2 separate regions of the Homo sapiens genome follow, and region 2 is linked to region 1. Evidence: read pairs that join two places in POLR2A ChIA-PET (ENCODE). Cell type or tissue: GM12878. All regions are shown on one strand.

Evidence for each region. ChIA-PET counts read pairs that join two places held together with the same protein. Peaks named below come from ENCODE experiments on the same cell type or tissue, not always from the same donor. Only the 100,000 strongest peaks of a DNase experiment are listed, where the experiment ranks them.
Region 2: POLR2A ChIA-PET joins it to region 1 with 6 read pairs; 7 of 35 experiments call an interaction of 5 or more read pairs at or near these places.

What each region holds. Positions count from the first base shown.
Region 1 is chr10:119,862,454-119,867,453 of GRCh38, forward strand. All of the region lies in intron 1 of MCMBP (minichromosome maintenance complex binding protein), which reads right to left. Among named protein-coding and RNA genes, the nearest start is that of MCMBP, 7.9 kb to the right of the region's middle. In GM12878, no CTCF peak of the experiment used is centred here; no DNase peak of the experiment used is centred here; H3K27ac peaks cover 488 bases.
Region 2 is chr10:119,924,069-119,929,068 of GRCh38, forward strand. SEC23IP (SEC23 interacting protein) reads left to right here. Exons shown (of 19, transcript NM_007190.4): 13 at 1,968-2,159. Among named protein-coding and RNA genes, the nearest start is that of MIR4682, 32 kb to the right of the region's middle. In GM12878, no CTCF peak of the experiment used is centred here; no DNase peak of the experiment used is centred here.

The DNA.
Region 1 (5,000 bases):
GAATCATATAAGTCCTAGTAAATCTTCAAGCATATGGGTGGTTATAGGACTCCCCAACACATTTGTATATCAATACTTCATTTCTTTTTATTCCTATTATTCCTCTGAATAACAACCAATTTGTTTATGTATTTGCTTGCTGAAGGACATTTAGATTGTCTTCAGGTTTGACAACTATAAACAAAACTATAAAACACGTGTCTGCAGGTTTTCATGTGAACATGAGCTTTCATTTCTCTAGAATGAGTATCTAGATATGACACAGTTGAGTACATGGTAAATGTATGATTAAGATTCTACCTGTCTTCCAGAGTGGCTGCACCATTTTGCTAAGAGATCCAGCTGTTCCCATCCTTGCCAGTACTTAGTACTATCACTATGTATTTTTAAATTTTAGCTGTTCTAATATGCAATATCATGGCTTAAATTTGCATTTCCCTAATGGCTAACAATGCTGAACTCTTCTCAGGGGGATATTTGCCATCCTTGTATCCTATCTGGTGAAATGTCTATTTAAGCCTACTTAAATCTTTTGCCCCTTTTAAAATTGAGTTTTTAAATTACTGCTGTGTTTTCTTATATATTCTGGATTCAAGTTCTTTTTCTGATACCGGATTTTCAAATATATTCTCCCAGTGTATAGCTTGTCTTTTCATGCTCCTAATAGAATTTTTTTTTACAGAACAAAGGTTTTTAATTTTGATGAAGCCCAATTTATCAAATTTTTGTTTTACGCACTGTGCCTTCGGTGTCATGTCTTAAGAACTCATTGCCAAACCCCAGGTCACAAAGATCTGTTTTCTTCTAAAAGTTTTATAGTTTCAGGTTTTATACTCAGATGTATGATCCATTTTGAGTTAATTTTATATAAAATATGAGGTAAAGGTTGAGGATTTTATTTTTCCATGTAAATGTTAAATTGTTCATGTCTTTGATGAAAAGAATATCCTTTTTCCATTTGAATTAGCTTTTGTATCTTTATTAAAATGCAGCGAGGGCCAGGCGGGGTGGCTCACGCCTGTAATCCCAGCACTTTGGGAGGCCGAGGCGGGCGGATCACCTGTCAGGAGTTCAAGACCAGCCTGGCCAACATGGCAAACCCCCGTCTCTACTAAAAATACAAAAATTAGCCGGGCGTGGTGGCACACGCCTGTAATCCCAGCTACTCGGGAGGGTGAGACAGGAGAATTGCTTGAACCCAGGAGGCGGAGGTTTCAGTGAGCTGAGATCGCACCACTGCACTCCAGCCTGGGAGACAGAGTGAGGCTCAGACTCAAAAAAAAAAAAAAAAAAAAAAAAAAAAAAAAAAAAAAGCAACGAAGACACAGGAATAAACCTTGAAAACATTATGCTAAGTGAGATAAGCCAGACGTAAAAGGTGAAATATTATTCTACTTGGGTGAGTTTGGATAGTTTGTGGCTGTGATCAGCAGAATAATGACCCCCTCCCACCCAACCAAGATACTGATGTTCTAATCCCCAGAACTTGTAAAGATATGTTACATAGGAATTAAGGTAGCAGATGGAATTAAGGTTAATAATCAGTTGAACTTAAAAAAAAAAACAATCTGGGTGGGTTCAATGTAATCACAACGGTCCTTAAATGTGGAAGGATGTGGCAAAAGAGGAAGTTAGAGTAAGATGTGAGAACAACTCGACTTGTTGTCTTTGAAAACGGAAGGGGGCCACAAGCCAAGAAATGTGGGCAGACTCTAGATGCAGGAAAAGAAAAGGAACAGATTCTCTCCTAAAGCCTCCACAATGGAATGCAAGTCCTGTCAACAATTTGATTTTATCCCAGTAAGACCCATGTCAGACTTCTGTCTCCAGGACTGTAAATAAAAACCTTTTGTTTTAAAGTCACTACATTTGTAATTTATTACAGGAGAAATAGAAAGCTAATACAGTGGTTTTTGAGGAACTGGTCCATTTCATCTAAGTTGATGAATTTCTATCTGTAGAGCTGTTTGTATTATCCTTTTCATGCCTGTACAGTCTACGGTGGTTATCTCCTCTTTCTTTTCTAATATTGGTAATTTGTCTTCCTTTTTTTCTTTTCTACTATTGGTAATTTGTTTTCCTTTTTTTTTTTCCTTTGCCAGTATGGCTAGAGGTTTACAATTTTATTGATTTTTTTTTTAAAGAGCTTTGAGTTTCACTGATTTTTTCTTTTTTTTCTGTTTTCTATTTCATGGATTTTTGTTCTCTATTATTTCTTTCTTCTGTTTAATTTGGGTTTATTTTGCTCTTCATTTCTAGTTTCATAGGTGGAAGCTTAAATTATTCACTTGAGACCTTCTCTTCTAATTAAGGCAGCTAATGCATCTAAGCATGTCTTTGGCTGTATCCCACAAATTTTGGTATGTTGAGTTTTCATTTTGGTTTAGTTCACAATATTCAAAGCTTTCCTTTGAGAGTTTTTAATCCATGGATTGTTTAGAAGTGTTCTTCTTATATATAAAGTTTACTATTTGGTTTATGACCCAGAATGTGGTTTATCTTGGTGAATTTACATGTGCACTTGAAAAGAATGTGTATTCTGCTGTCATTAGGTAAACAAATGTCAATTAGATCTACTTGGTTGACAGTGTTGTGTAGTTTTGTGTTGTTCAGTATTCTTTTTGATTTTCTACCCACTATTCTGTCAAGTACTGAGAGAGGAGTAGTAAAATATCTAACTACAATTGCAGATTTGCCTATTTCTTCTTTTATTTCTGCTGGTTTTTGCATCATACATTTTGAAGCTCTGTTGCTTGGTGCATATATAGTTAGGTCTTCTTGGTGAACTGACTGTTTTAACATTATATAATGTGCCTCTTGTTCTCTTCTCACACAACCTTTCTTAAAAACATTTTAGGCCAGGCGTAGTGGCTTATGCCCGTAATCCCAGCACTTAGGGAGGCCAAGGCAGGCAGATTACCTGAGATCAGTAGTTTGAGACCAGCCTGGCCAACATGGTGAAACCTCATCTCTACTAAAAATACAAAAGTTAGCTGGGCTTGCTGGTGGTACCTGTAATCCCAGCTACTTGGGAGGCTGAGGCAGGAGAATTGCTTGAACCTGGGAAGTAAAATGGTGCAGCCACTGTGGAAAAGTTTGGCAATTCCTCAAAAAGTTAAATATAAAATTATCATATGACCTTGCAATTCCATCCCTAGGTATATCTGGGAAAGAACCAAAAAGCTTACATTCACACAAAAACTTGTACATGAATGTTTATAGTAGCAGTATTTATAACAGCCAGGAAATAACCTAAGTGTCCATCAGCAAATATATGGATAAACAAAATGCAGTATAGACATACAATGGAATGTTATTTTCAGCCATAAAAAGGAATGCAGACTGGGTACAGTGGCTCACATCTGTAATCCCAGCACTTTGGGAGGCCGAGGCGGGAGGGTCACTTGAGGCCAGGAGTTTGAGTGTAGCCTGGGCAACATAGTGAGACCCCAAATCTACAAAAAATGATTTAAAAATTAGCTGGGTGTGGTAATACAGGTAATACATGCCTGTAGTCCCAGCTACTCAGGAAGCTGAGGCTGCAGGATCACTTGAGACTGGAAGTTCAAGGCTGCGGTGAACCATGATCTTGCCACACAGCATTCCAGCCTGGACGACAGAGCCAGGCTCTATCTCTTAAAAAAAAAAAAAAAAGGAATGCAGTACTGATGCATACTATGACATGGATGAACCATGAAAATATCATGGTAAATGAAAAGAAGCCAGACCTCAAAGGCCACATGTTGTATAATTCCACCTACACGAAACGTCCAGAATAGGTAAATCCATGGGCAGAAGTATAGTTGTTGCCAGAGATGGAAGACAGAAGAAATGGGAGAGACTACTAAAGGTATGGGGTTTCTTTTTGGAGTGATGAAAATGATAGGGGTGGCCGGGCGTGGTGGCTCATGCCTGTAATCCCAACACTTTGGGAGGCCGAGGCGTGTGGATCACCTGAGATCAGGAGTTCAAGAGCAGCCTGACCAACATGGTAAAACTCCGTCTCTACTAAAAATACAAAAATTAGCCAGGAATGGTGGTGCATGCTTGTGATCCCAGCTACTTGGGAGGCTGAGGCAAGAGAATCGCTTGAACCCGGTAAGCAGAGGTTGCAGTGAGCCAAGTTTGCACCACTGCACTCCAGCCTGGGCAACAGAGTGAGACTCCGTCTCAAAAAAAAGAGAAAAAGATAGTGGTGGTGATGGTTGCACAACATCATTATGAATACAGTAAAAAAAATTCAATTGTACATTTTAAAATGTTAAATTTTGTTATGTGAATTTTATTTCAAAGAAAAAAAATTTTTTTGGACCAGCCTGAGCAACATAGTGAAACACCATCTCTACGAAAATACAAAAAGTTAGCTGGGTGTGGTGGCAGGCGCCTGTAGTCCCAACTACTCGGGAGGCTGAGGCAGTAGAACTGCTTGAACCTGGGAGGTAGAGGTTGCAGTGAGCAGAGATCGTGCCACTGCACTCTAGCCTGGGTGACAGAGCGAGACTCTGTCTCAAAGAAAAAAACCTCTAAAAGCAAAAACAGTTAAAAGCGGTTACTTCAGGCAGGGCACGGTGGCTCATGCCTCTAATCCCAGCACTTTGGGAGGCCGAGGGTGGTGGATCACGAGGGCAGAGGAGGTCGAGACCATCCTGGCCAACACGGTGAAGCCCCGACTCTACTAAAAATGCAAAAATTAGCCAGGTGTGGTGGTGGTCGCCTGTAGTCCCAGCTACTCAAGAGGCTGAGGCATGAGAATCGCTTGAACCTGGGAGGGAGAGGTTGCAGTGAGCCGAAATCGCACCACTGCCCTCCAGCCTGGGCGACAGAGCGAGACTCCATCTCAAAAAAAAAAAAAAAAAAAAAAAAAAAAAGTGGTTACTTCAATGGAGGGAGCACGTACTTTCACTCAGTTCATACCATCATGTTGATTTTTTTTAAAACCATGTGTAAGTTATTATAACTTAAAAACTCCTACGTATGCCATCTGCCATGGCTGCCGGAGC
Region 2 (5,000 bases), 62 kb after region 1:
TTGTGTTGCCTCCGAAGGGCAGAGATAACCAAGCCTTCTAAAACATTAACGGTGGAAACAGTTACAAGCTGGCTAAGAGTTTTCTTTTTTATAGATTGCCTTTTCAATTAACCAGTTACTTACTTTCCTGATTTCCTGGTGTTTGGAATTAAATAATAAGATCATTTTGGCCAGCTGTGGTTGTTTAGGCACTGTCGATAGCTGTTTAAATCGAGACTAACACTTAGCCATTCACAGCCTAACAAGTCCCCCTCCCACCCAACTGTTTAAATTTCTCTGATGTTATTGTTGCTGCTGTATTCAAGGCAAATTAGAAAACCAGTGTGAATGGCTTTTCTCTCGTTATAGAGATAACACCTTTTTTTTTTTTGAGACGGAGTCCCGCTCTGTTGCTCAGGCTGGAATGCAGTGGCGGATCTCGACTCACTGCAACCTCCGCCTCCCAGGTTCAAGCAATTCTCTTGCCTCAGTCTCCTGAGTAGCTGGATTACAGGCGCGCGCCACCATGCCCGGGTAATTTTTTTTGTATTTTTAGTAGAGACGGGGTTTTGCCATGCTGGTCTCAAATTCCTGACCTCAGATGATTCGCCCGCCTCGGCCTCCCAAAGTGCTGGGATTACAAGCGTCAGCCACTGGGCCCAGCTGAGATAACACCTTTTATATAGATGCCCCAAAACTTTTGTTTATTTATGGAAACGCATAGATCTTTTAAAAAATTATATTTTTTGAGACAGGATCTCACTCTGTCACTCAGGCTGGAGTGCAGTGGCGCACGCATGGCTCACTGCAGCCTCCACCTCCTGGGTTCAAGCAATCCTCCCACCTCATCCTCCCAAGTAGCTGGGACTTCAGGCATGCACCACCATGCCCAGCTAATTTTTCTGTTTTTTTAGAGATGGTGTCTTGCCATGTTGCTCAGGTTGGTCTTGAACCCCTGAGCTCAAGAGATCCACCCACCTCAGCCTTCCAAAGTGCTGGGATTACAGGCATGAGCCACTGTGCTGAAATGCATAGATCTTCAGTGTGCAGTAGGGTGAGTTTTCACGATTGTATGCACTTGTGTCGTCACTGCCTAAAACAAGAAATTGAACATTTCTGAGTTCATTTCTATGTTCTGTGTTCATTTCTGTTTCATGAGAGAGCTCAGGTAGCTCCCTCATGCTTCTTTCTAGTTAACTCCTCCTACCACAAAACCACTCTTCTGATTTCCTTCAATATGGAATAGTTCGCCTATTTTAAAAATTCATCTAAGTAGCATGAACAGTATGTATTCTTTTATACCTGGTTTCTTTTACTCAGTATTTTTGAGATTCGTCTAATGAGAGCCAATACTTCTGCTTAGTTGTAACTGTCTTGCTATACTTTCTTTGCTTCTTAATTATTTTTCTTAAGAATTTTAAACTATAGACATCATGACATTTGTTCCCTAAATATTTAGTATGCATTTCTAAAAAGGACATGTAAACATTTTTTTTAATTTAAAAATTTTTTTGAGACAGGTCTCTCTCTGTTGCCCAGGGTGGAGTGCAGTGGTACGATCACAGATCACTGCAGCCTTGACCTTCTAGGCTCAAGTGATCCTCCCACCCTAGCCTCCTGAGTAGCTGGGACCACAGGTGTGCACTACCAGGCCTGGCTAATTTTTTCTTTTTTCTAGAGATGGAGGTCTCACTATGTTGCCCAGGTTGGTCTTGAACTCCTGGTCTCGAGCTATCCTTCCACCTTGGTCTCCCAAAGTGCTGAGATTACTGGGGTGAGCCACTGTGCCTGACCTGGACATTTTTTTAAATTAGCTGAAGCAAAAGCTGCAGAGAATAAAAAGGCATTTTTTAAAGTAATCACAATGTTGTTACTATTCCTAAGAAGTAGCTAATCATTCCTTAATACTGAGATAGCATGTTTTGTAATGATAGCTGAGAGCTGAACTTTTTCTCATGATTATGTTACTAAATTTTGGTATTTTACAGAAAAAAGCAGCGTCAGAAAAGAAGGCAGTGGCGGCCACTTCTACAAAAGGACAAGAGCAAAGTGCCCAGAAGACTAAAGACATGGCTTCCCTCCCCTCAGAATCCAATGAGCCAAAGAGGAAACTTCCAGTTGGTGCTTGCGTGTCTTCTGTGTGTGTGAATTATGAATCTTTTGAAGTTGGCGCCGGACAGGTGAGTTTACATATTGACTGGGGCTACATAGTTCATGTTGGAATCATAATCTTTATCATTTGGGTTGGCTTTAAGTTCTTTAAATATTTATTTAACATTTATTTGTGATGTGGAAAAAACTGATTTTCTCTTAGTGAAAATTTTTTTCTTCTTCAACAGTGCTCACAATAAGGGATTAAATGCATACAGAACGTGTTGTCTAACTTTTGAAATTGTCTCTATTTCAGTTTTCCCACCGCTCATACTTTTATAGCATCAGTCTCTTATAGCCACTAACAACAGAAGTGGCCATAGTTAAGAAATTATGTTCAGAATATACTTCAGTTTCTGTGAGAGCAACTTGGCTGTATTCACTCAACTTATGTTTCCTAGTACTCATAATTCTTCCCTTGGGGAAAAAGTCTTATAAAAATTGACCAATGCTGCATTTAATGATATACTTTAACATACTTGTATCACAGTGGCTTTTAGAATTATTAAAATCCTTTTAGACAGTGTTACTGTCAGGATATTTACAGTTGGGTATATAAAGATGCATTTCCATAAGTAAGTTCATGAAGGTACAAAATGAAATTGGATGTTTGATTTGTATTAAAAATGAAGTTTTAGAGGAATATATTCTTATGTAAGTAAATGTTCCTTTACAACTTCATTTTCTTTTCTTTTTTCCCTTTTTGGAGACAGAGTCTTGCTCTGTTGCACAGGCTGGAGTGCAGTGATGCAATCATAGCCCATTGTAACCTCAAAACAAGGGTTTAGGGTTTGGGTTTAAGGGATACCTCCTACCTCAGCCTCCCAGGTAGCTGGGAGTGTAGCCCTGCACCACCACACCTGGCTAATTTTTTCATTTTTTGTAGAGACAGTCTTGCTGTGTTGCTCAGGTTAGCCTCGAACTCCTGGCCTCAAGCAGTCTTCCTGACTTGGCTTCGCAAAGTGCCAGGATTACAGGCATGAGCTACTGCATCGGGCCTCCAGCTGCATTTTTAATGACTGCCGTAATCAGTAATGACTAATTTCACTGTTTGGAGAGATAATGACTTATTCTTATTTCCTTATTATTGAAGGTATTAGTTTCTTAAGGCTGCCATAACAAAGTTCCACAACCTGGGTGGCCTTGAACAGTAGAAATTTGTTGCCACACAGTTCTGCAGAGCAGAAGAGATAGGGTGGTGGTGGGACTATTTTCTCTCTGAAACTTGGAGGGGAATCCTTTCGTGTTTCTTCGAGCTGCTAGGGATTTGCTGGCCATCTTTGGCAGTTATAGGTTTATAGATGCATCCCTCCAGGCTTCTTTTCTATGTCATATTCTCCTTATCTCTTAATATCATCTTCCCTCTGTGAGTGTCTGTCAGTGTGTCCAAATTTCCCCTTTTTATGTATCAGTCAGATTAGGGCCACCACAGTGATCTCATTTTAACTTGATTACCTTTTTAAATACCCTATTTCCAAATAAAGTCACATTATGAGGTATTAGGGGTTAGGACTTCAACATAAATGTTTTGTGAGGACACAATTCAACCCATCATATTAAACATGTAGGCAATTTCTACTTTTTACTCTTTTAAGTAGTCTAGTGATGAACATTTTAAAGCCAGTTTTCTGTGCACATTTTTTATTATTTCTTCCAGTTAAGTTGGTAGACATAGGGTAGCTGGGCCAAAGGATGGACACAGTCCCTTCGCTGGGAGAGACATCAATCTGTATTCTCACTGGCAGTTTAGAAGGTTGCCTGTTTCCTCTGTCCATTGCCAGTACTGGTATTATCATTTTCCTTTAAAAATATGTAGTAGTTTCACTTTGACAACGCTATTGTAAAGAATTAATTTTTTGTGTGTATTTTCATACAGTTTTTTTCTTTCTTGTTAGTACTTCTTACTTTTTAGTATTTCATTTACGTTTCTGATAACCCCATAGGGAAAATGGTATCACACTGTATTTCTTTGAGCACTAGTGAGGTTATTTTCTCATATGTTTTTTAAACATTTTTCTTTTGTGAAGTGTTGAATTTACCTGTTTTTCTATTTGGTTTCTTTTTTCCTTTACTGACATTTATAAAATATTTACATATTAAGGTTATTAGCTCCTTGTCATGTATGTTATAAATATTTCTTCCAGTTTGTAATTGTTCTTTAACTTTCTTTTTCTTCTTTTTGTTTGCTGGAACAAAACTGTCGAATTTGCAAATATAAGGGCAAGCCTAGGAATGTGAAGTCTAGACTTTGTTAGAAGGGGCAGCTTAGTGTAGTAGAAAGAGAATTGGATTTGGAATTAGAAGTCCCACATCTAAGTCAGCACTCCATCACTCACTGGCTCTGTGTTCTTGGGTTAAGTCATGTCACATATTTGAGCTTTGCCATAGGCATAATGGTTCTTGCCTTGCCTCCCTCTTTCTATGGACCTCTGTTGAACACTTGGATTATGCCATTCATTGTGCTTCACTCTCAAGATACTAAAATAAAAAGACACATTTCCTGCTACTGAGAAACAAATGAAAGAGCTTTGCAAATTGTACAGTGCTATTCAGATGACAGTGCTTTCTCTTGAGAGAGGCTACATGTAAGCTACTCAAAATGTGCTCTTTCAGGACAAATCATTTTTCTGATGGAAAGAAACTTAACTGGAGAGGATGATAGTTATAATAGTAACAGAAGTAATGCTCATTGAGTGCTTAAGCTGTGCCGAGCTCGTGCTAAGCACTTTATGTGGATTAGGTTATTTATTTTTCAATCACATGTGAGCTTGGCATTGTTATAATCCCCATTTTATAAATCAGGAAACTGAGGTGGAGGAGAGAGAGGTTAAGAAACTTGCCCAAGGTCACACAGTGAATGAAACCATGAT